Linked DNA regions of Homo sapiens: region 2 is linked to region 1. The links are chromatin loops, found by intact Hi-C in ENCODE. Cell type or tissue: PC-9. All regions are shown on one strand.

The links. Peaks named below come from ENCODE experiments on the same cell type or tissue, not always from the same donor. Only the 100,000 strongest peaks of a DNase experiment are listed, where the experiment ranks them.
Region 2: it touches region 1 in a loop (13-fold over the local background); 3 of 110 quality-filtered maps call a loop at or near these places.

The regions. Positions count from the first base shown.
Region 1 is chr3:57,863,758-57,866,257 of GRCh38, reverse strand. It overlaps SLMAP (sarcolemma associated protein), which reads right to left. Exons shown (of 25, transcript NM_001377540.1): 11 at 1,542-1,710; 12 at 1,401-1,451; 13 at 966-1,016. Among named protein-coding and RNA genes, the nearest start is that of SLMAP, 110 kb to the right of the region's middle. In PC-9, CTCF peaks have their summits at 1,038 and 1,243 (motif pointing left); no DNase peak of the experiment used is centred here; H3K27ac peaks cover 691 bases.
Region 2 is chr3:58,298,974-58,301,473 of GRCh38, reverse strand. No RefSeq gene overlaps it. Among named protein-coding and RNA genes, the nearest start is that of RPP14, 6.0 kb to the left of the region's middle. In PC-9, CTCF peaks have their summits at 1,033 and 1,236; no DNase peak of the experiment used is centred here.

The sequences.
Region 1 (2,500 bases):
GCTCGTCACCCAGGCTGGAGTGCAGTGGCACAATTATGGCTCACTGCTGCCTCAACCTCCTGGGCTCAGCTGACCCTCCCACCTCAGCCTCCCACGTAGTTGGGACTACAGGCGCACACCACAATGCCTGGCTAAGGGAAAAAATATTTAATAAGTTCTGGGTATCAACTCTGATATCTTCGACTAACTTCTGTAGAAAACTGAGATGAAAGGCACATAGATTGGTAAACACAGAAAAGAGTTTAATTTCTACTGTACTCCAAGCACCTAGCGCAGGGTCTGGCACATAGTTGGTGCTCAATTAATGTTAGATGGAAGGGGAGAGAAGGAGAATGACTAGGGATCTTCAAGACTGAAGGATAATAGAGGTCACTGGGTAAAAAGTACCCCGTGTAGTGACAGGAAAACCAATAGTGGCTATATGTTTTTGGCAAGAGAGAACCCACGCTGTCCAGAAAGAAGGGTCACAGAACCAACAACTAATAAAAGATTTTTCTGATGGCAGAAAAAACTGACCCTGTTCTCTCTGATCAATGAAACAGATGGATAAACAAAGTAGTTTCTATGATATGTCCAAGGGCTCAATAAGCTGTTAAATAAACTCGAATGTTTTAAATGGGGGTCAAGTATCACTGGAGGCAGAACTTGATGAAACAAAATGGTAGTACAGCTCTTCGAAAAACAGAGTGGGGAAAAAGATCTATATTATATATTGCTAAAGGTGAACTTAATAATTTTCTGATTTGAGTAATTGAAATTTCCATATAACAAGGGATATCTAAGAATTGATCACAGCATCAACTCTTACAAAATAAAGGAAAGCTTGATTTTTAAATGATGGGGTTCAATGATCTGTGAGAGCATGCTTTTCATTCCAAACACTTAAAACCCTGAACTCCTTATCCTGCTTAAATACTAAAATGATATCATAAAAAGTATATATATATTTAAGTTTTTTACACTACCTTTTTCTGTGCTCCCATTTATTTTAGGTAAGAAGTCATCAACTTGTATCCCTAGGATTAAGACAGTATATCATTGCCTGATCAAAGAAGTATTACTTTAAATGTGGTCTCAAGTGTAACCATGGCATTCTGCATTCCTAAGATTAAGATTGTATAGAACACTTTAAAAGGGATCCTGCTGTTCATGTACTTTTCTTATTTAAATATCCCGAGGTAGAAGATCTCAGAGCAGAAATTTCACTCATCTCAAGGAAAACAATGGTGCCCACTGGTGGCAATCAAGCATATTTTTAAAGAAAATTTTCTAAAAGAATATAGATACTTTATACCTAATACATAAAACATCCCTTAAAAAATGCAGTGTGAGACAGTAAACAAGGTCAAAAGTTTAAGGATAAAATTCAGGTTTAAGTAAGAAATATGGATGCCACCTACCCAAGCTGCTGCATTCTTTAAGAGTTTTCTCCTGAAGATGTTCTAACCGTACTGTAAATAAAAGTCCAAAAAAAAAAAAGATATTTCACAGATAACAAGAAAAAAAATAAAATAAAATCAATTTCTGGATTAGCTACTTACCTTGTAAAGCTGTTAGCCTTTCATTGGTGAAATCATTATCAGCTTGCAAAGCTTCTATTTTTGCCTGGAGCTCCTGTTCTTTTTCTTCCATTTCATCTATTTTATGTTGTAATTCTTTTTTCTCAGCCTGTCCCTTCTGTTGGATTTCCTCTTGTTTTCCCTCTGCTACCTAGAAAAATAAGAAAATTCAGTTATTTAACAAACCTAACTCTGTTTTAAGAGCGAGCCCCAGGAATGCCTTTATTCACTTAAACTTCTAAGAAAAGTTTGTTCTGTAGAAAAGAAATGTTCTACAGAACATTATCTGTAAACCTGACATTTCTTTCTTTCTTTTTTTTTTTGAGATGGAGTTTCACTCTTGTTGCCTAGGCAACCTCCGCCTCCCGGGTTCGAGTGATTCTCCTGCCTCAGCCTCCCAAGTAGCTGGGATTACAGGCATGCGCCACCATACCCAGCTAATTTTGTATTTTTAGAAGAGACGGGGTTTCTCCATGTTGGTCAGGCTGGTCTCGAACGCCTGACCTCAGATGATCAGCCCACCTTGGCCTCCCAAAGTGCTGGGATTACAGGCATGAGCCACTGCGCCCGGCTAACCTGACATTTCTAAACCAGTAAAGATGATAAAGACAAAGGCTTGATGTCAAAAATTATCTGCATTGGGTTATTCCTCCATAACACCCAGGAGAGAGAAACTTGGAGGAAGCAAGTAGGCTCAGTACACACAGAGGTAAAGGGTCAATGTGGAAAAAAAAATCGTATTTTTAAAGAGGGAAGTAAGATTTTTCCCTAAAATTACTATCATTTCAATTTTGAAGTTCTATCATGTTAACATTCTGAAATTTTAAACAAAATTATTTAGTAACGAGATGACAGTACAATCACTATTCAAAAAGACCTCTCTGCCTATAGTTTGGATGTTCGTCCCCCAAGCCTCAATGTTGAAATTTGATCCTCAGTGT
Region 2 (2,500 bases), 440 kb before region 1:
GAAAGCCTTCTTCCCTGGCAATATTCATTGTTTCAGTGATTAGCTTTCTCTTTGGTGAGCAGCAGGACCTAGAAGCAACACTTGGTGTTTCAGTAACAGATTCAGCTGAGTCTAGCCTCAGCTGGATCCCATGGGGAGTCCTGGAGCATAAATGATACTAAGGAAGCTTCTAGGCTTTGAGGCAAGGGGGCCAAGCCTTCTATAGGTGTCATTGGCTGCTACCTATAGGGTTGCCAGATTTAGCAAATAAAAATATAGGATAGGCCAGGCACGGCGGCTCATGTCTGTAATCACAGTGCTTTTGGAGGCTGAGGCAGGAGGATTGCTTGAACCCAGGAGTTCTTACCCGTATGTATGTGTGCAAATGCACAGAAATCCCAGTGGACTGACTGATGGGGGAAGGGTGGGGCTGTGCAGAGGGTGTAAGAGACTTTCATTTTTTCAGCAATCTTTTTGTTTGATTTTTTTTTTTGAGACAGAGTTTTGTTCTTGTTGCCCAGGCTGGAGTGCAATGGCACAATCTCAGCTCACTGCAACTTCTGTCTCCCAGGTTCAAGCTATTCTCCTGCCTCAGCCTCCCAAGTAACTGGGATTACAGGCATGCACCATCACACGGGGCTAATTTGTTTTTTGTTTTTCGTTTTGTTTTGTTTTGTTTGAGTCGGAGTTTCGCTCTTGTTGCCCAGACTGGAGTGCAATGGCCCGATCTCTGCTCACCTCCACCTCCACCTCCTGGGTTCAAGCAATTCTCCTGCCTCAGCCTCCAGAGTAGCTGGGATTACAGGCATGCGCCACCACGCCTGGCTAATTTTGCATTTTTAGTAGAGACAGGGTTTCTCCATGTTGGTCAGGCTGGTCTTTAACTCCCAACCTCAGATGACCTGCCTGCCTCGGCCTCCCAAAGTGCTGGGATTACAGGAGTGAGCCACTGCGCCTGGCCTAATTTTGCATTTTTAGTAGAGACAGGGTTTCTCCATGTTGGTCAGGCTGGTCTTTAACTCCCGACCTCAGATGATCTGCCTGCCTCGGCCTCCCAAAGTGCTGGGATCAGGTGTGAGCCACCGTGCCCGGCTGTTTGATTTCTTTTAAAGTGACAGCATCATTTTGGTAACACTAATAATTATTAAATAAAAAATCAGGACCTGCTACTTACGTAGTTAGGCACAAGAGGGAGCTGTGGACCACACCTATCTTGTTTGTTTTTTCTCTGCAAAAACAAGCAAAAATACAGAATTCCCAGTTAAATTTGAGTTTCAGATAAACAATGAGTGGGACATCTTTATACTAAAAATGTATTTGTTGTTTATCTGAAATTAACATTTAACTGGGCATCCTGTATTTTATCTGGCAACACTTGGACATAAGAGGAGAAAAGGTATAGCTTCGCAGGCACCTCCAGTCATCTGAGGGTGGCTCAACTGGGCAGCCAACCCAGCAGGTGGGGGGTGGATGCAGCAGTCAGTAAAGGGGACCTGGGAAGGACATAAGCACACCCGTTTCGGGCAGGAACTCTGGGGGCAGTGCACCAGACAATGGTAAAAAAGACTAAAAGCCCTTTCCTAGACCATCAAAACCACCCCCATCACCCAGGGAACAGCAAGACAGCCTGGTCCCCTGCCCCAGCACCCACCCCTCTGCCAGCAGCTACTGGAGGACATCTTTTCTCCTTCAGTCATTCCCCTGCTTGTCTGGGGGTTATAGCTGGAGCCATGCTGTTTAACTTTGTCTCACCCAGCATTTCTGAACTGTATTTAAATGACGGAGGAAACTTTCCTTGGAAGTGATCTTAGAAATCTCCCTCCTAAAAAAATGGCTCCAGGGCCCCAGGAAGGGAGATTTTGGGGAGGGGATAACGACCCTGTAATAAAGCAGCCCGTTTCTGGAGGGGCCTTAAATCCTTTCTTCAAATTCAGAGACCTTCTCCTGGGGGTTCAAAGAGGTCCTTACAAAGAGATTTGTACCCCGTTTTCTCTGGAGGACTCTGCATCCCTGTTATAGGAACCTGAGGGCTCTGTGGGTTTGGACCTAGAAGAGCTCCAGGGAAAAGAGCAGGAGGAGTGGGCAACAGTAATGTCTAGCATAGCCCCAATTGTGTTATAAAAAAAAAATCCACAAAGCCAACCAGTTTTACACTGCTTACCCGTATGTATGTGTGCAAATGCACAGAAACCCCAATGGACTGACTGATGGGGGAAGGGTGGGGCTGTGCAGAGGGTGTAGGAGACTCTCCTTTTTTAAGCAATCTTTTTGTTTGATTTCTTTTAAAGTGACAGAGCATCATTTTGGTAACACTAATAATTATTAAATAAAAATCAGGACCTGCTACTTACATAGTTAGGCACAAGAGGGATCTATGGACCTATCTATATGCTGCGCCTTCCATGCTGGAAGAAAAAAATGCCTCCTCAGCCCACCCCCAAGGCAGGAGAGCCGGACCTAGAAAGCAGGCTCCCATCCCTTATCTGAAATCCTAAAAAAAAAAAACAACTGGAAACCAAGT